Regions from separate parts of the Homo sapiens genome. Here region 2 is linked to region 1. Evidence: read pairs that join two places in POLR2A ChIA-PET (ENCODE). Cell type or tissue: PC-9. All regions are shown on one strand. Each heading gives the region's core, and the rest is flanking DNA. Links, peaks and the distances in the headings are about the cores only.

Region 1 (12,168 bases), core at 5,547-9,546:
CACAACTCTTTGCCAGCAAGGGAACAAATCTGGACGGAGAATGGGTTTGACGAATTGACAGAAGTAGGCTTTAGAAGATGGGTAATAACAAATTCCTCCGAGTTAAAGGAGCATGTTCTAATCCAATGCAAGGAAGCTAAGAACCTTGAAAAAAGGTTAGATGAATTGCTAACTAGAATAACTAGTTTATAGAAGAACATAAATGACCTGATGGAGCTAAAAAACACAGCACCAGAACTTCGTGAAGCATACACAAGTATCAATAGCCTAATCAATCAAGCAGAAGAAAGGATATCACAGATTGAAGATGAACTTAATGAAATAAAGTGAGAAGACAAGATTTGTTATAATTATCATTATTTAATACTATAGTATTTTCAAAGAATGAAAAGAAACAAACAAAGCCTCCAAGAAATATGGGACTATGTGAAAAGACCAAATCTACGTTTCATTGGTGTACCTGAAAGTGATGGGGAGAATGGAACCAAGTTGGAACACACTCTTCAGGATATTATGCAGGAGAACTTCCCCAACCTAGCAAGGCAGGCCAACATTCAAATTCAGGTAATACAGAGAACACCATAAAGATACTCCTCCAGAAGAGCAACCCCAAGACACACAATCGTCAAATTCACCAAGGTTGACATGAAGGAAAAAATGTTAAGGCAGCCAGAGAGAAAGGTCGGCTTACCCACAAAGGGAAAACCATCAGACTAACAGCGGATCTCTCAGCAGAAACCCTACAAGCCAGAAGAGAATGGGGGCCAATATTCAACATTCTTGAAGAATTTTCAACCAAGAATTTCATATCCAGCCAAACTGAGCTTCATAAGTGAAGAAGTAAAATCCTTTTCAGACAAGCAAATGCTGAGAGATTTTGTCACCACCAGGCCTGCCTTACAAGAGCTCCTGAAGGAAGCACTAAATGTGGAAAGGAACAACCGGTACCAGCCACTGCAAAAACATACCAAATTGTAAAGACCATCGACACTATGAAGAAACTGCACCAACTAACAGGCAAAATAACCAGCTAGCACCATAATGACAGAATTAAATTTACACATAACAATATTAACCTTAAATGTAAACGGGCTAAATGCCCCGATTAAAAGACACAGACTGGCAAATTGGATAAAGAGTCAAGATCCATCAATGGTGCTGTATTCAGGAGACCCATCTCATGTGCAGAGACACACATAGGCTCAAAAGAAAGGGATGGAAGAATATTTACCAAGCAAATGGAAAGCAAAAAAAAGCAGGGGTTGAAGTCCTAGTCTCTGATAAAACAGACTTTAAACCAACAAAGATCAAAAGAGACAATGAAGGGTATTACACAATCGTAAAGAAATCAATGCAACAAGAAGGGCTAACTACGCTAAATATATATGCACCCAATACGGGAGCACCCAGATTCATAAAGCAAGTTCTTAGAGACCTACAAAGAAACTTAGACTCCCACACAATAATAATGGGAGACTTTAACACTCCACTGTCAATATTAGACAGATCAATGAGACAAAATTAACAAGGATATTCAGGACTTGAACTCAGCTCTGGAACAATAGACCTAATAGATATCTACAGAACTCTCCACCCAAAATAAACAGAATATACATTCTTCTCAGCACCACATCACACTTATTCTAAAATTGACCACATAATTGAAAGTAAAGCACTCCTCAGCAAATGCAAAAGAACGGAAGTCGTAACAGTCTCTCGGACCACAGTGCAATCAAATTAAAACTCAGGATTAAGAAACTCACTAAAAACCACACAACTACATGGAAACTGAACAACCTGCTCCTGAATGACTACTGGGTAAATAATGAAATTAAGGCAGAAATAAAGATGTACTTTGAAACCAATGAGAACAAACACACAACATACCAGAATCTCTGGGACACATTTAAAGCAGTGTTTAAAGGGAAATTTATAGCACTAAATGCCCACAAGAGAAAGCAGGAACGATCTAAACTTTACACCCTAACATCACAATTAAAATAACTAGAGAAGCAAGGGCAAACAAATTCAACAGCTAGCAGAAGACAAGAAATAGCTAAGATCAGAGCAGAACTGAAGGAGATAAAGACACAAAAACACCTTCAAAAAAATAAATGAATCCAGAAGCTGGTTTTTTGAAAAGATCAACAAAACAGATAGACTGCTAGCCAGACTAATAAAGAAGAAAAGAGAGAAGAATCAAACAGAAGCAATAAAAAATGATAAAGGGGATATCACCACTGATCCCACAGAAATACAAGCTACCATCAGAGAATACTATAAACACCACTGTGCAAATAAACTAGAAAATCTAGAAGAAATGGATAAATTCCTGGACACATACACCCTTTCAAGACTAAACCAGGAAGAAGTCGAGTCCCTGAATAGACCAATAACAGGCTCTGAAATTGAGGCAGTAATTAATAATCTACCAACCAAAAAAAATCCAGAATCAGACGGATTCACAGCCGAATTCTACCAGAGGTACAACGAGGAGCTGGTACCATTCCTTTTGAAATGATTCCAAACAATAGAAAAAGAGGGAATCCTCCCTAACTCATTTTATGAGGCCAGCATCATCCTGATACCAAAACTTGGCAGAGACACAACAAAAAAAAAGAACATTACAGGCCAATATTCCTGATGAACATCCATGCGAAAATCCTCAATAAAATACTGGCAAACCAAACCCAACAGCACATCAAAAAGCTTATCCACCAAGATCAAGTTGGCTTCATCCCTGGGATGCGAGGCTGTTTAAACATATGCAAATCAATAAACGTACTCCATCACATAAACAGAACCAATGACAAAAACCACATGATTATCTCAATAGATGCAGAAAAGGCCTTCGATAAAATACAATAGCCTTTCAGGCTAAAAACTCTCAATAAACTTGGTATTGATGGAACGTATTTCAAAATAATAAGAGCTATTTATGACAAACCCACAGCCAATATCATACTGAATGGGGAAAAACTGGAAGCATTCCCTTTGAAAACCGGCACAAGACAAGCATGCCCTCTCTTACCACTCCTATTCAACATAATATTGGAAGTTCTGGCCAGGGCAATTGGACAAGAGAAAGAAATAAAGTGTATTCAATTAGGAAATGAAGAAGTCAAATTGTCTCTGTTTGCAGATGACATGATTGTATATTTAGAAAACCCCATTATCTCAGCCCAATATCTCCTTAAGCTGATAAGCAACTTCAGCAAAGTCTCAGGATACAAAATCAATGTACAAAAATCACAAGCATTCGTATACACCAATAACAGACAAACAGAGAGCCATTCACAATTGCTACAAAAAGAATAAAATACCTAGGAATCCAACTTACAAGGGATGTGAAGGACCTCTTCAAGGAGAACTACAAATCACTGCTCAATGAAATAAGAGAGGACACAAACAAATGGAAGAACATTCCATGCTCATGGATAAGAAGAATCAATATCGTTAAAAAGGCCATACTGCCCAAAGTAATTTATAGATTCAGTGCTGTCCCCATCAAGCTACCATTGACTTTCTTCAAAAAATTGGAAAAAAACTAGTATGAATTTCATATGAAACTAAAAAAGAGCCCACATTGCCAAGACAATCCTAAGCAAAAAGAACAAAGCTGGAGGCATCACATTACCTGACTTCAAACTATACTACAAGGCTACAGTAACCAAAACAGCATGGTACTGATACCAAAACAGATATATAGACTAATGGAACAGAACAGAGGCCTCAGAGATAATACCACACATCTACAAGCATCTGATCTTTGACAAACCTGACAAAAACAAGCAATGGAGAAAGGATTCCCTATTTCATAAATGGTGTTGGGAAAACTGGCTAGCCACATGCAGAAAACTGAAACTGGATCCCTTCCTTACACCTTATACAAAAATTAAGTCAAGATGAATTAAAGACTTAAACATAAGACCTAAAACCATAAAAACCCTAGAAGAAAACCTAGGCAATACCATTCAGGACATAGGCATGGGCAAAGACTTCATGACTAAAACACCAAAAGCAATGGCAACAAAAGCCAAAATTAACAAATGGGATCTAATTAAACTAAACAGCTTCTGCACAGCAGAAGAAACTATCATCAGAGTGAACAGGCAACCTACAGAATGGGAGAAAATTTTTGCAATCTATCCATCTGACAAAGGGCTAATATCCAGAATCTACAACGAACTTTAACAAATTTACAAGAATAAAACAACCCCATCAAAAAGTGGGCAAAGGATATGAACAGACACTCCTCAAAAGAAGACATTTATGCAGCCAACAAACATATGAAGAAAAGCTCATCATCACTGGTCATTTGAGAAATGCAAATCAAAAGCACAGTGAGATACCATCTCATGCCAGTTAGAATGGCAATCATTAAAAAGTCAGGAAACAACAGATGCTGGGGAGGATGTGGAGAAATAGGAATGCTTTTACATTGTTGATGGGAGTGTAAATTAATTCAACCATTGTGGAAGACAGTGTGGTGGTTCCTCAAGGATTTAGAATTAGAAATACTAATTGACCCAGCAATCCCATTACTGAGTATACACCCAAAGGATTAAAAATAATTCTACTATGAAGACATACGCACATGTATGTTTATTGTGGCACTGTTCACAATAGCAAAGATTTGGAACCAACCCAAATGCCCATCAATGATCGACTGGATAAAGAAGATGTGGCACATATACACCATGGAATACTATGCAGCCATAAAAAAGGATGAGTTCTTGTCCTTTGCAGGGACATGGATGAAGCTGGAAACCATCATTCTCAGCAACCTAACACAAGAACAGAAAACCAAACACCACATGTTCTCACTCATAAGTGGTAGCTGAACAATCAGAACACATGGACACAGGGAGGGGAACATCACATACTGAGACCTGCCAGGGGTTGCAGGGAGTAAAGGAGGGATAGCATTAGGAGAAATACTTAACGTAGATTATGGGTTGATGGGTGTAGCAAACCACCATGGCACATGTATACCTATGTAACAAACCTGCACATTCTGCACATGTACCCCAGAACGTAAAGTATAATAATTTTAAAAAATAGAAAAAAAATAGCTGGACATGGTAGTGTGCACCTGTAGTCCCAGCTACTTGGGAGGATGGGGCTGGAGATTTGCTTGAACCTGGGAGGTGGAGTTTGCAGTGAGCCAAGATCGTGCCACTGCACTCCCGTCCAGGCAACAGAGCAAGACTCTGTCTCAAAAAAAAAAAAAAAAAATGCTATAATAGAACTAAGCACACGATGTCATGGAAATATAGAGAAGGAAAATCTGCTAATCCTTTTGATGAACCAGGAAGATGATCCAGGGTGTCTTCCTGGAGGAGATAACAGACGCTGACTTTTAAAAGTAAGTAAAGATTTAGCCAGATAAAAAGTGAGGAGATGAGGATATTCCTGGCAGGGAGAACAGCATGATAGATTAAGAGAACTGGTCTGGCTGAATTGGAAGACATGTGGAGAATATGGCTGGAGAACAGGTGGAAAACATAAGTCATTGCTAGATGAAGAGTTTACATCATATGTCCTATGCTAAGGAGTTTAGACCTTAAAGCCAGTGGGAACTCACTGAAGGGTATTAAGCAGAAGAATGTCCCACTGATACTTTTCTGAACGCTCACTCTGGCTGTGTGGAAGACTGATAGAAGGGGACAGCTTTGGAGAGAGAGAGAACTGGTTATGGTGATGATTACTGTAACAGTCTTCCTAAGAACTCATGAGTCCTAAGGCAGAGGTAGAGTTGGTGGAGAGTTCTTTAGGACCGTGGTTATCAAAATATGGTCTACAGACACTTTCAGGGGGTCCATGAGGTCACAACTATTTTCACAATTACAGTAAGATCATATTTGGGTTTTTCACTGTGTTGACATTTGCACTAATAGTGCAAAAGAAATAATGGGTAAAACTGTTAGTGTCTTAGTACAATGAGGCACTAAAGTCCACTAGTAGTCTTGCGTGCTTCACCACCATCAACTCACAGGGAAAAAAAAGTTTTTTAAATATCCTTTATGAAGCAATAAATATTATTAATTTTTATTAAGTCTTTACCTTTGAGTACATATCCTTTTTTTTCTATCATTCCTGAATCACCAGCCTCCTTTTTTTTTTTTTAGGTAGGGTTTTTGCTCGATTGCTCAGGCTGGAATGCAGTGGCGTGATCTCAGCTCCCTGCAGCTTTGACTTCCTGGGCTCAAGCAATTCTCCCACCTCAACCTTCCTGGTAGTTGGGACCACAGGCATGCACCACCAGGCCCAGCTAATTTTTGTTTGTTTGTTTTGTAAAGACAGGGTCTCACTCTGTTGCCCAGATTGGTCTCAAACTCCTGGGCTCAAGTAATCTGCCTGCCTCAGCCTCTCAAAATGCTGGGATTACAGGCATGAGCCACTGTGCCCACAACCTTTTAATACTCTGTGTGATGCGATATACGAAGGATATACAAAGCATTTTAGTTGCAGAGTAAAATATGATGATTGTCCCAAGGAAGAGCGCTTTTGTAGTTAAGTTATGAACTGAACTAACCGTTTTATTTTTTTATGGAACATGAAAAAAACTTTTATATTAAAAGTTTTACCATACTTTTAACTTCTAGTATGGTAAATATGATTTCACCTGAAAGAAAATTACTAGTATAAACTAGGGTTATCAGACTTGCATATTTGGGAGACGTTTTCTTAAAAGTCAATAAAGTGAACCTCTCACTTCAAGAATAACAAATTTTTCTAGTTTTTATTTTAGTGTTTGTTACTAGTTGTATTTTTTGCCAATGATGAAAACTAAGTTTTCAGGTAAAAATTAGAATTTTGGAAGACTTGTACCCACCCCTGTGAATCTGACAGGTTCCCAATTCTTGAACATTTTTCTGATGACACTAATGGGTGTTGTGGGTTGAATTGTGGCTCCAAAAAAGACATGTTGAAGTCCTAATTTTTTATATCTATGATTGTGACCTTGGCAAACAGGGTTTTCAGATACACTTGAGTTACCATGAGGTCATACTGGATTAGAGGAGGCCCCAAATTCAATGAACTGGTGTTATGAGTATAAATTTGGATACAGAAATGTAGCCACACCCAAGGAAGTAGGCCTGTGAAAACAGAGGCAGAAACTGATGTAATGCAGCTACAAGCCAAGAAATACCAAGGACTTCACACCACCACCAGAAACTCAGAGAGGGGCATGAAAGGATTCTCCTTTAGCCCTTTAAGGAGGAAACCACCCTGCCAACATCTTGATCTCAGACTTCCAGCCTTCAGAAATGTGACAGAATAGATTTCTGTTATTATAAAAAACTACACAATTTGTGGTACTCTGTTACGGCAGCCCTACAAAGCAATACAGTGGTGCAAACATCAAATGTGATTACTTGATATTTAGAGGGAAATGGGTCAATGTCAGGAAGGTATACATGACTCAGTGAATAAAATTTTCAAAGCCCAGCACACAATGTCACAAGGTCATGCATTAAGGGGTAAAAGATTCATTCAAAGTATAAAATAACCCAGTAGATTTTAATATAACAGAGTACAAAAAATTCACTGATATGATTTCAGAATCTACTTTACAGCTAACCTTTAAGAAACTACCACTTGTTGAGCTTTGGTGTAGCAACAAAAGAAGTATCTACAATTACCTAAAAATGATGTTAAAACTCCCCTACCTTTTCCATCTACTTACCTGTTTGAGGATGAATTTTTCTCTGTATACTTCAAACAAAATCATTGCATTTTGGTTGCAACTGAATATATTGCAAGAGAAGCAGATATTGTAATTCAGCTCCTTCTGTTAAGCGACATTAAGAGATTTACAAAAATGTAAAGCAGTGCAACTCTTCTTATTTTTTTTGTTTTGGAAAATAGTTTTCTAATAGAAATGTTAGTGTTAATGTGTCAATGTGTGATTCTTGTAAATATGTGGTGGGCTTATTAGTTATGTCAATATGTGATGGGTTTATTATTTTAAATAAATATATATATATATTTTTTAACAACTGGTAATCAATTTATTAAAATAGTTGACTTAAGCATCTGCAATGGTGACTTCCACCTCAACTCCTGGCTCAGTACTGATGGAAGTAATCTGCTTAACAATCTCAGAAGGACTGTGCAAGTCAAAGAGTCGCTTGTGAATTCTCATCTGGAAACGATCCCACGTCTTAGAACCTTCACCACAAGGAGTTTTTCTTGTAGTGATTCTCAAAGTCTTGGAAGGCATTCGAACTCCTCCTTTCACTTTGAGATTCTTTGCTTTTGCGCCTCTGATCAAGTCAGCACCCACCTTTTCCAAGGATTTTACGCTGCGGCTTGTTAGGGTGATTCGAATTCGGTGAATTGCCACCTCCGGCTCCACGGGTGCTTTTCCGGTATCCTTAAAAGCCATGGCTGCTGCGCGGCTTCATGACCGACTTGTTCCTCGGCGGCGAGAGCGAACAGCGGTGAGTCAGGAGCAGGAGCATGCGGACCAGAAATCCTCGCACCTACGACCGCGTCTTCCTCTTAAAGAAATATTTTTAAATTTTTTATTTTAGCTTCTAGTATGGTAAATATCTATAAATATGGCTCATTTACATAGAGTCTCTTTGAGATACCAATGATTTTTAAGAGTGTAAAAGGATTCAGAGACCAAAGTTTGAGACTCACTAGTTTAAAAGGTAGAAATAATGGCTGGGTGTGGTGGCTCACACCTGTAATGCCAACATTTTGAGAGGCTGAGGTGGGAGGATCACTTGAGGCCAGGAGTTTGAGATAGCCTGGGCAACATAGCAAGATCACCAGATCACCACACACAGATTTTTTTTCTTAATTAGCCAAGCCTGGTGGCACACACCTGTAGTCCTAGCTACTCTGGAGGCTGAGGCAAGAGGGTCACTTGAGTTTTGGAGTTCAAGGCTGCAGTGAACTGTGACACCACCACTGCACTACAGCCTGGGTGACACAGACCAAGACCCTATCTCTGAGAAAAAAAAATGTAGAAATAAAAGAATTTGGCAAGTGATCGGTGGGGTTGGGAGAGAGAGAAGGCTTGTTCCAGTCTTAGGAATTATTCTCCTGATTGGGTTATGTCAAAAAGAACTGGCTTTATGGGAGATGATATGTTCAACCTTGGAAATGATCAGTTTAGGTTGCCTGAAGGACACTCTGGTAGAGCCAACCATTAGCCAAAGATCTATGGGTTTGGAGTGTGGCTGTCTGAACATATCAAATTCACATAGCTGCAGTAACTAATGCCCCAGTCAAGGAGACAATTACTAAGGTAGAGAATCAAGTGAGAAGAGTGCTCAGAATGGAGTCCAGGGTTATATCAATATGGAGGCATAGCAAGAAAGCTGGCTAGAAACCAATCTATGGGTCTGAAAAAGAGTACTCAGTGGGAAGAGAAACCCCACAGGGAGTGATGTCACACAAACCAAATAAGGCAGAATTTTCAAGAAGGGAGGGGTCAATATCAGCAAATATTGCAAAGATACCAACTGTGTCATTACTGCCTGGCTGGCAGCAGTTTTAGAGGTGGTAAGAGACGTCATGCAGGGAGCAGGTATGGTCTGCTCTTTAAATAACAAGCTTGAATTGGACAGACATTCATTATTTTTTTATTTTTTTATTTTGAGACAGCTGATGCCCAAGCTGGAGTGCAGTGGCGCAATCTCAGCTCACTGCAACCTTTGCCTCCCTGGTTCAAGCAATTCTCATGGCTCAGCCTCCCAGGTATCTGGGATAACAGGCGTGTGCCACCACACCCAGCTAAATTTTGTGTGTGTGTATATATACACACATATAATATATACACATAAGTATATACATATACAAAAATAATACATATAAATATAATATATATTATATATATTTAGTAGAGACAGGGTTTCACTATGTTAGCCAGGCTGGTCTCAAACTCGACCACAGGTGATCTGCCTGCCTTGGCCTCCCCAGGTGCTGGGATTACAGGTGTGAGCCACCGCTCCCGGCCACACATCAATAATTTAAACACTGCCTGGCAAGTGGAAAGTGTTCAGCCAACTGGTGTTACTGCTGAGATCGAAGGGAAGGGAGAAATGCTGGCATCCCTAGCCCATCCAAGTTCCTAGTTGGAGGGACACAGTGTAGCTGGCTCCTGCCTGACATGCCACCCTTTTCTGGAGTAGATATGAGAAGCAGGTGGTCCTGCTGGGGTGTAAGGAAGATGGCAGCATTCTAAAGTATAATGATGGGGCACAAACACAAAATCGTTTTCTTTTTGAGTTACTGTCTTCAGCCACCCTCTTTCAGATCCCGCTTTCTAGTTTATTAAAAGGTAGTTTAAAATCTCAGACTCAGCCAGGCATGGTGGCTCATGCCTGTAATCCCAACACTTTGGGAGGCTGAGGCGGGCGGATCACGAGGTCAAGAAATCAAGACCATCCTGGCCAACATGGTGAAACCCTGTCTCTAGTAAAAATACAAAAATTATCTGGGCGTGGTGGTGCGTGCCTGTAGTCCCAGCTACTTGGGAGGCTGAGGCAAGACAATCGCATGAACCCAGGAGGTGGAGGTTGCAGTGAGCTGAAATCACGCCACTGCACTCCAGCCTGGACAACAGAGTGAGAGACTCTGTCTCAAAAAAAAAAAAACAAAAAAACCCTTCAAACTCACTTATCAAGATTGGAGCTGGAATTCTGATGACAACCAGCACTTCCTGTGAGGGGTGGACAAGAGAGAAGGGCATGGGGTGAATGTCACTCTCTAACCAGCCATTGTCGTGATCCTCTCTGTGGTCTCTGTGACCCTCTGGCTAACACAGCCTGGCCTCCTTGCCCTCGGGGTAGCAGGCATTTAGGTGTTGGGTCCGCCATGGGCTCAGATGAGAGCACTTCTGGGTGCTCCCAGATGGGAAGTCCACCTGTTACACCCAAACGAGTTAGAGAAAACGCCACACTTTGAGACGAATTAAGAGTCCTTTATTTAAGCTGGCGGCCAAAGAGACGGCTAATGCTCAAAATTCTCTTGGCCCCGAGGAAGGGGCTTGATTAACTTTTATACCTTGGTTTAGGAAAGGGAGGGAACTCAAATGCAATAATTCTACAGAAGTAAAAACATGCAAGAATCAAAAGAAGCAAATGGTTACAGAGAGATAAACAATTTAAAAGACAAATGATTACAAAAAGCAACGGTACCAGGTGCAGGGCTCTAAATCCTTCATTAGAGTTAGATATAGATGCTATGCCGGACACGAACTCAAGGCTTTATGTTGTTATCTCTTTGAGAAAAATCCTGGGAACTTCATACATGGTTTGTTCCAGTACCTTATCAGTTAACTGGGCTCCTATGAAATGCTGAGGATCTGCTTACACAGGTTAACTCCTTGAGGAAGGGGGTTGGGTATGGAGCACTTAATGTCTTGTAAATCAAAAGGTCAAATGGAGTTTATCCGGCTTTCCCAGCCAGGGAGAGTCTATTCATATGGGAAACATGGCTGGGAATTAAGGAGACAAAAAAAGGGAAAATTTAAAGTAGCGAGCTAGAGTAAAAAACAAGGTTAGGCATTGCACACCTCTGCTATCTTCCCGCCTCCACTGCTCCCAACCCAATAGTCTGCCCCTCTGCTGAGTGGCCTGGCCCAGAGCACAGCCCTCCAGTGTGAAATGCGGCAGACCATGTCCTCAGGATACTCTGCTGTCTGCCTTTGCCATCTCCATCACTCTACCAGCCTCCATTCTCCCCAGACTTGGGATGTGGTGGGGGGTGTTTGTGGTGGTTGGTAGGGCATCAGGGCTGCTCTGCTAACTCTTAAAAAGCCCCAGGAAGGTGGTTGTGCCTAAGTTGGCAGCGCTCTTTAGTAGGGAGAGTACTGTTGCCTACTGTTTTCAGCTGTTGGCTCTGGTGCGTGCAGTAACAGGAAAAGCCCCCCTCAGACCATTAAGTGGCAATGGTGAGAAATGGGAAAGGGGCTGACTGAGTCCAGAGCTGCAAGAGATAAGCTTACAGCAAACCAAGGCCAGATCTCAAGGCAATGATAATTCAAGTTAAGTCATTTGGGCCTGATCCTGAGGTTTAAGGGGAGTCTTTGAAAGGTTTTATGGAAGAGAATGACATAATCAGATATGGGTTTCAGAAAGATCAGTCTGGTGAAAGACAAGAAGAATTAGAAGACTACAAAATGATTCAGGAGAAATACGGTAA
Region 2 (12,168 bases), core at 4,481-8,480, 100 kb after region 1:
CAACAACAACAAAAAAAGGTCTTTGAGTTCTGACCCAAGGAAAGGAGTGAAGGTTCTCATTTGTGGTGCAAGCAGAGCACCTTTAATTGCCGAAGAGTCCATTTCAGGGTCTGAGCTAGAGCTAGGCCCATGACTGTGAAAGAAACCATGGAGGCCCATGTGGTTTGGTCATTAGCAACATCATATTTATCAATGCATTTGGAACTCATTAAACATTTTTGTGACATATGATCTTTGTTCTATAACTCCTGCACTAGAAATAGATTCTAAGTTCGTTAGGGACTTTGACCACTTTTCTGTTCTTGTAGCCCTCAGTACAGTGCATTCAGAGTGTCCTAGGTCATGGGGTGATGTCCTTTATTATGTAACATCTTTGCACAAGGCTAAGTTTATTTTCGGGCTGTACTTTCTCATAATGGTTCCCCACCACCACCCCCGCTTTCCTATGGTGCTGATTCGCAATAAAAGTTTCAATAAAAGCTTTTTTTTTCTGTCTTGCACCTGACCAGGGTGAAGTACCATGCAAGCATTTCTTAAAGGTACATCCATCAGTACTAAACCCCCGCTGACCAAGGATCGAGGAGTAGCTGCCAGTGCGGGAAGTAGCGGAGAGAACAAGAAAGCCAAACCCGTTCCCTGGGTGGAAAAATAGTAAGAACACTTGTGTCTTTGTTAAAATAATTCATAAATTATCTCTCTAACCAGTACTGATCACTTTTTTTTTTTTTTAACTTATGGAGGAATGCTTTGTTCTGTTTAGAAGTTGTCTTTGAAAAAAAATCACCCACTTATATAAGTCATAGAACCCTGGAACTAAAGTTACCTGAGAATAATCTAGTTTAACTCCCTTATTTTGTAGATAAACTGAGATCTCTACAAGCAGAGGCTTCCATTTTAGGGGCTGGGATACAGAAGTGAAGAAAACAAAAGTTTCTGTAAACTGGCTATAAATACTAGGTCAGGAGTTCTACTTAAATCCAAATATGTAATCTGTTCCTCCTTCTTCTCATTACAATAGGTGGAAAGTATTATTATTATTATTACTATTTTTGAGACGGAGTCTCACTCTGTTGCCCAGGCTGGCGTGCAGTGGCATGGTCTCGACTCACTGCAACCTCCACCTCCTGGGTTCAGGTGATTATCCTGCCTCAGCCTCCCAAATAGTAGGGATTACAGGTGCCCACCACCACACCTGGCTAATTTTTTGTATTTTTAGTAGAGACGGGGTTTCACCATGTTGGTCAGGTCGATCGCAAACTCCTGACCTCAAGTGATCCACCTGCCTTGGCTTCCCAAAGTGCTGGGATTACATGCATGAGCCACCGCGCCCAGCCCTGGAAATTCAGTTTTGGTTAGCTCATACATTTTTGTCCAAACAACACTTGAATTAGCATTTAAATTGTCAGTCACCACCTGGCATGGTGGCTCATGCCTATAATCCTGTATGTAATCCCAGCAATTTGGGAGGCCAAGGTGGGAGGATCACTTGAGGCCAGGAGTTCCAGACCAGCCTGGCCAACATGTCGAAACCCCCTCTTTACTGGGAAAAAAAAAAAAAAAAAATTAGCCAGGCATGTTGGCGGGCACCTGTAATCCCAGCTACTTGGGAGGCTGAGGCACGAGAATCACTTGAACCTGGGAGGCAGAAATTGCAGTGAGCTGAGATCACACCACTGCATTCCAGCCTGGGTGACAGAACGAGACTCTGTCTCAAATAAATAAATAAAATTGTCAGTCATCTAAGTGATATTACCACAAGTAATTGTAACTATTGGTTGAATGTAGCCTCGGTAATTACCAATGTTTACAGATTACTTATAGGCCGAGTAAGGCCCTCATATGTTTTTTGTGTTTTTGTTTTTTGCTTGCCTTTTTGTTTGTTTGTTTTTTTGGGACAGATTCTCACTTTGTCACCCAGGCTGGAGTGCAGTGGCGCAATGTCAGCTCACTGCAACCTCTGCCTCCCAGGTTCAAGTGATTCTCCTGCCTCAGCCTCCCGAGTAGCTGGGATTACAGACATGCCCCACCACACTCAGCTAATTTTTGTATTTTTAATAGAGACAAGGTTTCATCGTGTTGACCAGGCTGGTCTTCAACTCCTGATCTCAGGTGATCTGCCTGCCTTGGCCTCCCAAAGTGCTGGGATTACAGGCGTGAGTCACTGCGCCCAGCCCCTTATATGTTTTGTTTGGCACCAATAAACCTCATGAAAATCTAGATTTTTTTAATTATGTGGAGGAGGGTCTGGATTTTCAGCTTCTCAGGAGATCAGGCAACACTGGGGGCAGGTTCTCACATGACAGGAGTTATATGGACTTGTGTACTGCTTCTCCTTTTGGAAAGGTCGTGTGTTCCTCAATTTGCCATGGTCCCTACTATATCTTGCATCACACTCTGCCTTCCTCACTCTTGTTATCTGCTTAATCTCTGCAGGTATTTGAATATGAGTCCCTGCTTTATAACATATACTGGATTCCCAAGAGAAGACATTAAAAAAAAAAATCATAATTCCTACCTAGTGTTAACCTGATTTATCGAAAAGTATGGATCAAAGAACTTTTGATTAGTTAACTAAGCACAAAGCCTAAGCTTAGAGTTGGAAGTGTAACTTTGTTCTAGCTTCTCTTAAAAATCACTGTTGTAAGATGAAAATTATATATGATACTTCATATTGGTTCAGCTTGTTGTTTTTGTTAGCCCTCAATGAATTGAATAGGTCTTCATTTTTTTATGCAGTTAGATGATGGAAAAAATTGGCATTAACCAGTTAACACATACTAAGTATATATGTAACTACATTAACCAAAATAGTTACCTATACTAAGGTTACTAAATGGTTTTCCCTTTTCATCTTAAGATTCATGATCTTATTTTGTCAAAGTGGAACAATGCTTTTTTTTTTTCTTTTGAGACAGAGTCTTGCTCTGTCGCCCAGGCTGAAGTGCAGTGGTGCGATCTTGGCTCACTGCAACTTCTGCCTCCTGGGTTCAAATGGGACTACAGGCATGTGCCACCACGCCCACCTAATTTTTTTTGTATTTTTAATACAGACGGGGTTTCACCATGTTGACCAGGCTGGTCTCAAACTCCTGATCTCAGGTGATCTGCCTCCCAAAGTGCTGGGATTACAGGCGTGAGCCACCGCATCCGGCCAATAATAATGCTTTCTAAGCAGGTGTTCACTTTAATTTTTTTTTTTTTTTTTTTTTTGAGATAAAGTTTCGCTCTTGTGACCCAGGTTGGAGTGCAATGATACGATCTCGGCTCACCACAACCTCTGCCTCCAGGGTTCAAGCGCTTCTCCTTCCTCAGCCTCCCGAGTAGCTGGCATTACAGGCATGCACCACCATGCCCGGCTAATTTTATATTTTTAGTAGAGACAGTGTTTCTCCGTGTTGGTCAGGCTGGTCTTGAACTCCTGACCTCAGGTGATCCACCTGCTTCAGCCTCCCTAAGTGTTGGGATTAGTGTGAGCCATCGCACCCAGCCCCACTTTAATTTCTTTTTTTTTTTTTTTTTTTTTGAGACAGAGTCTCCCTCTGTCACCCAGGCTGGAGTGCAGTGGTGCGATCTCAGCTCACTGCAAGCTCTGCCTCCCAGGTTCGTGCCGTTCTCCTGCCTCAGCCTCCCAAGTAGCTGGGACTACAGGCGCTCACCACCACGCCTGGCTAATTTTTTGTGTTTTTAGTAGAGACGGGGTTTCACTGTGTTAGCCAGGATGGTCTTAATCCCCCACTTTAATTTCTAATTAGTGTTTGTAGCATATAAAATAAAATCCTTTTTCTTTAATTTTTGTGGGTATAACAGATTCGAGCAATGCAGAAAGGAAGTAAAACATTATTTCACTCTTTCAGAATGTGTTTGGTTACGGTAAAAACAAGTGGGGTTTCCACCTATTTCCGATTATGAAAAAGTTTCTCATTTCATTGCTGATGTTTAAGAATGGTCATTGGTATTTTAGTAGAAGGAACACTTGAGAGTTTTCTGTGGCTACTATAATATACTAAATAACCTCTTTCCTCCTTCTCACCCCGCAAGTCGCCCAAAATGTGTGGATGAAGTTGCTTTCCAGGAAGAAGTGGTTGCAGTGCTGAAAAAATCTTTAGAAGGAGCAGATGTGAGTTGCAAATGGTGTTTAATGTCATTGGGATATTTAAGACTTAATTTATTCACCCTCTTTCTTCCTTTATAACTTCTAGCCCTCGTTAAATATCTTGCTCTGTGTACAGTAGGTCCTTGATAACTATTTGTACAATGATAATTAGTTCAAATATTTATTGAGCATCTCCTATTTAATCTTACATAGCAGTGTTACCTAGTATTCAAGTAAAAGTCATAGTAATTAAGACAAACTATGAAACATAGACATAGAACAAGACATAAAACATAGAACAAGACAAACTATGCCCCTTTTTTCATGGGTTTTTATTGGTAAGGAAAGATAGAATAAACAAGTAAACCAATAAATAATTATAGGTAGTAATATGTGCTATAAAGAAGAGCCAGAGATTCCTCTAAAGTATAATTGCTTACTAACTTTAGGATTTGGATTGACCTATAATACAAAAAAAAAATCGAGCTTTGAATTCTGCTTATAGCTCTCTCTTCTGCTGTGATCTGGGGGATAAAGTATCCATGGATAACTTGCATTGTAAATTATTCTGAGATAAGATAAACCCATGTGAAAAATTAGCAACTTAAAGTTGTGTTATGATGAATGCCCAAAGTGCTTTAACAGCTCAGTAAAGTGCTGAAGTGGGATGTGGTTTTTGCTTTAGTTTCAAGATTTGCTTCCTTCCTCTCAATCTGGCTGCTTTTAATTAGAAGTTCTTTTGGGTTTTGCTGCCATCATTCCCTTGCTGAAATTATATTACTACAGTACACATTTTGAAAGAAGTTAAATTTATAAAACTATTTAGAATCTTTTTCTTTACCAGTATGTGTTTTGATTTGACTCGCATACTCTTATACCTTTTTGGCCGGCCACAGTGGCTCACGCCTGTAATCCTAGCGTTTCGGGAGGCTGAGATGGGAAGATCACTTGAGGTCAGGAGTTCAAGACCAGCCTGGCCAACATGGTGAAACCCCATCTCTACCAAAAATTAGAAAAAGTAGCCAGGCGTGGTGGCACACACCTGTAGTCCCAGCTACTCAGGAGGCTAAAGCGGGAGAATCATTTGAACCTGGGAGGCGGAGGGGTTGCAGTGAGCCAAGATTGTGCCACTGTACTCCAGCCTGGGTGACAGAGTGAGACTCTGGTCTCAAAAATAAATAAATAAATAAGTAATAAAAAATAAATAACACAAATACTCTTATACCTTTTAATTTTATAATAGTATAGCATTTTATTTTTTGGTATATTCTGCTTGCATATCTTGGTAACAGTATATACCATTTTAATTGCAGTTGCATAGTAATTACACAGATTGCAGGACAATATCTAATTTAATTACTAGTATCTTCAGCAAATGTAGTGAGATTAAGATCCAGTTCTTTTGTTTTTTTGTTTTTTTTTGTAATTGAGACAGAGTCTTGCTCTGTCACGCAGGCTGGAGTGCAGTGGCGTGATACCAGCTCACTGCAACCTCCGCCTCCCAGGCTCAAGTGATCCTCCCACCTCAGCCTCCCAAGTAGCTGGGACTACAGGCATGCACCACCACACACAGCTCATTTTTGTATTTTTAGTAGAGATGGTGTTTAGCCATGTCAAGTGACCTGCCCGCTTTGGCCACCTAAAATGCTGGGATTACAGGCATGAGCCATCATGCCCAGCCTAAGATCTAGTTCTTGACTTTATGCCACGTAATTTATGAGGCTGAAGTAAGAACTTCAGTTTAATATTTTGTGCACCTTTTCAGACTAAGTTTTGTAAAGAGGTGAAATAGTTTTTTTAATTCAAAAGAGTAAAGGAAAACAATTCATTCAATTTATTTTGAAAGGTTTTAAAGAATTATAAGAAGATAATTTTTTCAGAAATTGATTTTAAGAACTGGTATTCCACATACAGTTCTTGAATGTACTACATATATTAGACTAGTGTATAATTAAGGTTTAATAATTTTACCCTGTTTCAAAGAATTTAAATTATTGTATCTGATAGTTAACCTGGATGAATCGTTACATTGTTAAGGGATGCACAGATCAAAATAATAGTTGTAGACCTTAATTACTAAGAAGCCTGGGAGGTTTTTAAGTTATGAATCTCATAGTTTGTTCTGTAAGCTATATGTTATGAATGTAACAGTAATAGTCTTCTAATTAACATATTTGTCTATGTATTGGTTTATTCATTCATTTGGCCAACATTGACTACTGTAGTAGATGCTAGAATACAGATGTGAATAGAACAAATAAGGTTCTTGGTCTTTTAATGAAGTAGACAGGCATTTTACAATTAAGCCCCACAGTGAAATAACAATAAACCAATGCAAAATGCAACAAACACTAATGAGAGAATAGGAGAGGAGACCTACTTTAGACTGAATGGTTTCTGATTTGTAATGCATTAGGAGTTGGCCAGGCAGAAAGAAGAGGATCAGACTCCAGGTCATGGGAGCAACATATGTTCGGGCCAGAAAGTGCCAAGCTGTTAGAAGCCATTGTAAGCTAGAGCCTGGAAGGTGAAGGAGGTGGTAGGCAGATCATGGAAGTCCTTTAGGCCATGGTAAAAAGCTGAGGGTTTTTTGGTTTGTTTTTGTTTTTCTAAGTGGAATAGTTTTAAGTAGCAAGCAGAGTGGTATCTGATTTAGGTGAAGAATGAATGGACAGGAAGAGGGAGGGTTAGGCAAGAGTGGAAACAAACTCTAATGCCTAGTTTCCTGTGTACACTGATTTCCTTATGTGACAGGACATACTGAAGATTGCACAGTATCATAACAGAGCTCATTAGAATTTAGTTGACTTATTAATTTTCACCACGGATCAGTCGACTGCTTGATAGGAGCCAAACTAGCTAGATACAAGGTATAAAAGAAGGTAGCTAGTGATTTAATTTTATCCTTTCCTCTTCTAATGAATTCTCCCTGATACATGCAAGCATCCTTACAGAGTGCATAATCATGATGTGGAGCAGTGCCTAGTACTTAATATATATCTAGTTTTGGATTTTTTGTTAATATTTCTGTTCTTGGTACTTCTGCTCATCCAAAGCCCTAATTATGTCTTTTTTAGTCCTTTTTCCTCAGTTTTGGCCAAATCCCATTACTCTTTTGGTCTGCTTCCCCTTTGAAGCAGCTGACATTTTGTGTAATATAAAATCTTACCTAATCTTGAGCATAGAGGTGGGATAGGAAACTGAGATTCCCTTTAGAAATAAAAGGTTTCTCATTCCAGCTTTGAAAATTTCACCTAAGTGGATTAGCTATAGAGCAAGCATAAATATTGGTTCAGCTTAAGAGATTAAAAAGACACTTGGGGAAAAAAGTGGTAGTATATGAAAAAGCAGGATTTAAATCTGTCAGTACTATGATATCAGTTATATTAAGAAAACTTTATACTTAGAAATTACGTGCCCTATTAGAGAAGTCATTGCACTATTCCACAGACATTTTTTTCGATCTTCCTTTTCATCTATTTGTGCCAGAATACCATTTATTAAAAATAAAATTTAATTTCTACAGCTTCCTAATCTCTTGTTTTACGGACCACCTGGAACTGGAAAAACATCCACTATTTTGGCAGCAGCTAGAGAACTCTTTGGGTACGTTGAAATCAGTCTGTTTTTCTTTTTTTAAAGATTTGACACCAAAATTCTCTGATATTGCTTTTTTTCCTCTAAAAATTTGCGTTTCGTTTTCTGTAGGATAGTTTTCTATTTCTGATTTTTAAAAATCCCATGAGCCATTTTGTTCCTCCCTCACTCCCCTGAAGAAATCAGCTTGCCTGCGTCTTTTGTGACCTTCATTGTGAATCTTGTTCAAGTGTGGGGAGCCTATGATTTTTTCCATCACTTTCTTTAAATTTTCCATTATAACTTTGGAGTCCAGAGGGCCCAACTTAATGTCCAGTTGTGCTGATAGTTTTATCACCCTCTTAATGATTGTGTTCACATCTGTGTGGCTACATGATAGAATCTGCTGTTTCTGATGGCACTATTTGCACCATCCATTCTTGAGTCCTGCTCTGGACTTCCTAGGCTCTGACTCTGGAGTGGCCAGTCCAGCTCCTTGCCTCAGGTCTCCTGAGCACAAGTGATGGTTGATGTAGTGTGATTCCAGGTACACCAGAAAATCTTCCTGTGAGTCACCTTCTTATGTTCCTCTTCCTAGATTGACCATCTTGGCTTAACCAGCCATTCTAGAGGAGCCCTTTACCTAGAGTTAAAAGATGTGTAGTGGGCTGGGTCTGATATACATGAAACATGCACCAACATAACAAAGGCTGTTTTGAGTTTATCCAGAATTAATATCAGACATACAACTGATAGAAATATCTGAAATCCTACATATGAAAATAGGCTGGGTGTGGTGGCTCACATCTGTAATCCCAGCACTTTGGGAGGCCGAGGCAGGTGGATCACCTGGGGTGAGGAGTTCGAAACCAGCCTGGCCAACATGGTGAAACCCCATCTCTACTAAAAATACAAAAATTTGCCAGGCATGGTGGCATGCACCTGTAGTCCCAGCTACTCGGCAGGCTGAGGCAGGAGAATCACTTGAACCTGGGAGGCAGAGGTTGCAGTGAGCCGAGATCACGCCACTGCACTCCAGCCTGGGTGACAGAGCGAGACTCCGTCTCAAAAAAAAAAAGACGCCACTGAAATCACCAAATGTGTAAGGATTATTAGTTATGTCAAAATGTAAAAGACAAAGGGAGAAGCTGCTATGTGCCTAATATTTTATTTGACAGCAATTTTTTATTCTCAGTAAAATTATAGAAGAACTTTTTTGATTATTCCACAACTCAATCAGATAGAACCAATCTGAATCAGCCTTAACAGTTGTTTATTATTACTTAGAGTAGGTCAGTCCAGATTATACAACTTTTTCTATATCCTTTATGAAATAATGTTTGTCTTTAAAGAACTTACTTTAACAGTGAATTTCATATTTAATATTGTGGCTTTAAAATAGAAAATAGATGCATGTAAATGTTTATGTCCATAAACATGCTTAGGATACCATGCTGATTAGGAAAAATAGAGATGAAACTAAATCACAACTCTTGTTTTTTATTTAAATGTGTGTGTGTGTGTGTGTGTGTGTGTGTAAAAGACTAGAGGGAAGTTTCAAAAACAGTGCTTTGACAGTGTGCCCACTTTTTTCTTTTGATTTCTCAAATTTCTCTACAGTAAGCATATATTACTTTTAGTAATTTTTATTAAAACTCACTTTAAAAACCTGCTCATGTTTTAATCCATTAATTTTCCTTAATCCAGTAGGTTTCCTTATAGCAAACTACCCTGTGGAATTTATTTATTTATTTGTTTATTTATTTATTTTTGAGACAGTGTCTCGCTCTATTGCCCAGGCTGGAGTGCAGTGGTGCGATCTCGGCTCACTGCAACCTCCACATCCCGGGTTCAAGCAATCCTCCTGCCTCAGCCTCCTGAGTAGCTGGCACTACAGGTGCCTGTAACCACGCCCAGCTAATTTTTGTATTTTTAGTAGAGACAGGGTTTCACCACGTTGGTCAGGCTGGTCTCGAACTCCTGACCTCGTGATCCACCCGCCTCGGCCTCCCAAAGTGCTGGGATTACAGGCATGAGCCACCACATCCGGCCGGAAATAATTTAAAATGTGCTATATTATAACATTATTTAAAATTACAGTATTTAAAACTATCTAGATGTCTAACAATAGAAGAATGTGAAGTAAATGATGGTACAGTCATAGGATGGAATATCATATGACTATTAAAATGTTATTTACAGTGGTTTTGATAATATGCCAAGATACTTATTATAAATGCAAAGTGGAAAATCGATTTAAAATTTTATATGTGGGGCCAGGTGTGGTGCCTCACACCTGTAATCCCAACATTTTGGGAGGCCAAGGTGGAAGGATCACCTGAGACCAGCCTGGCCACATAATGAGTCCCTGCCTCTACAAAAAGTAAACAAAATTAGCCAGGTGTGATGGCATGTGCCTATAGTCCCAGCTAGTTGGGAAGCTAAGGTGGGAGGATCATTTGAGCCCAGGAGTTCAAGGCTGCAGTGAGCCATCATCATGCCACTGTTCTCCAGCCTGAGTGACAGAGCAAGACCTTGTCTCCAAAAAAATAAAAAGAAAAGAAATTGTATATGTTATGTAATGTCTACATTTTTTTAAATGCATGGAAAAAAGCCAAAATGTTAACTGCAGCACTCTGCTGAAGCGAGAATGCAAAAGTGATTGTGTGCCTTCTATCCATGTTGTTTACTAGGTGGATTTTAAACGTCTGCAAAGTGTGCAAATGTTAAAATGTGATTTAAGCCTACTTGTGCTCTATGTTTCATATTTGTTTCATTTTGAGATAGGCCTGAACTTTTCCGATTAAGAGTTCTTGAGTTAAATGCATCTGATGAACGTGGAATACAAGTAGTTCGAGAGAAAGTGAAAAATTTTGCTCAATTAACTGTGTCAGGAAGTCGCTCAGAGTAAGTAAATTTGCCCTCCCTCCTCCATAGCATGTATTATTTTAAATATGTATTTCTGCCATCGCTCCTCAGCCTTTTGGCTAAGATCAAGTGTATTTCTGCCAAATTGTCAACTTTTCATGTTAGAAGACTATCCTGCCTGAGGTAAACAGGGATTTAATCAACTACTTATGCTCCTTAGGTGGCAAAGGTCCAGGATTACATTGGTGGTACCTAGACATATGTGTAAATTTTACATGAGCACATTTCAAAATTTGTGAAAGTGAATGACTAATTTTTGATATGCACCTTAAATTGATGGTGCAGTCAGTCACAACCGCTATAGCACCTAATGTATTTTTATGTGAAATGAAGACTGGGAGGTGGACTAAAAGACTCTGAGATCCCTTCTACCATTAATACTTGAAATCTGTTTTCTTGGTATAATTTTCATACAATTATGTTAATGCCACTTTTGGTGGGAGAAAAACTTTAATGGCAGATTACCAAAAATCAATGTACAGAAGGTAATAACCCGCAACGTGGGAGAAAATATTTACAAATCATATACCTAAAAAGGTACTTATATCTAGAACATATGAAGAACTTTAAAAACTCAGTAATAAAAACAAATAACCCAATTAAAAAATGGGCAAAGGCCGGGCGCAGTGGTTCACACCTGTAATCCCAGCACTTTGGGAGGCCGAGGCAGGTGGATCACAAGGTCAGGAGATCGAGACCATCCTGGCGAACATGGTGAAACCCCATCTCTACTAAAAATACAAAAAATTAGCTGGGTGTGGTGGCGGGCGCCTGTAGTCCCAGCTACTCGGGAGGCTGAGGCAGGAGTATGGCGTGAACCCAGGAGGCAGAGCTTGCAGTGAGCCAAGATCGCACCACTGCACTCCAGCCTGGGCGACAGAGCAAGACTCTATCTCAAAAAAAAAAAAAAGGCAAAGGATCTGCATAGACATTTCGTGCATGTGTAATAAGCACATTAAAAGATGCTCATCAACATCATTATCCATTTGGGAAATGAAAATCAAAGCCACATTGAAATACCACGTAACTCCCACTAGGATGGCTATGATAAAAAATACAGAAAATAACTAGCATTGACAAGGATGTGGAGAAATGGTAAACCGCATACATTGCTGGTTGGAATGTAAAATGGTACAGCCTCTTGGAAGACATGTCTGCTCAAAAACATGTACACAAATGTTCACAGCAGCATTATTCTTAATAGCCAAAACATGGAAACAGCCCAAATGTCCAACCGATTAATGGATGAATAAATGTGGTGTATCTATTTGCCATAGTATTTGACAATACAAAGGAATGACGCAAACACATGCTACAATATGGATGAACCTTTAAAATATGTTAAGTGGAAGAAGTCAGCCACAAAAGACTGCATATTATATGTTCCATTCATATCATGTCCAGAATAGGCAAATCTATAGAGATGAAAGTAGACTAATGATTGCCTAGAGCTGGGAATGACTGGGGGAAGAAGAGTGACTCCTAATAGGTACAAAGTTTCTTTTAGGAGTGATAAAAATGTTCTAAAATTAGATTGTGGTAATGGTTGCACAACTTTGTGAACATACAGA

Evidence for each region. Peaks named below come from ENCODE experiments on the same cell type or tissue, not always from the same donor. Only the 100,000 strongest peaks of a DNase experiment are listed, where the experiment ranks them.
Region 2: POLR2A ChIA-PET joins it to region 1 with 7 read pairs; 8 of 35 experiments call an interaction of 5 or more read pairs at or near these places.

The regions. Positions count from the first base shown.
Region 1 is chr3:186,896,425-186,908,592 of GRCh38, reverse strand. It overlaps the pseudogene RPS20P14. Among named protein-coding and RNA genes, the nearest start is that of ST6GAL1, 28 kb to the left of the region's middle. RefSeq lists enhancers at 10,144-10,664, 10,665-11,184, 11,185-11,705. In PC-9, for the core only: no CTCF peak of the experiment used is centred there; no DNase peak of the experiment used is centred there; H3K27ac peaks cover 1,640 bases.
Region 2 is chr3:186,793,066-186,805,233 of GRCh38, reverse strand. It overlaps RFC4 (replication factor C subunit 4), which reads left to right. Exons shown (of 11, transcript NM_002916.5): 2 at 510-651; 3 at 4,039-4,117; 4 at 7,620-7,699; 5 at 10,457-10,576. The coding sequence starts at 521. Among named protein-coding and RNA genes, the nearest start is that of RFC4, 7.3 kb to the left of the region's middle. In PC-9, for the core only: no CTCF peak of the experiment used is centred there; no DNase peak of the experiment used is centred there.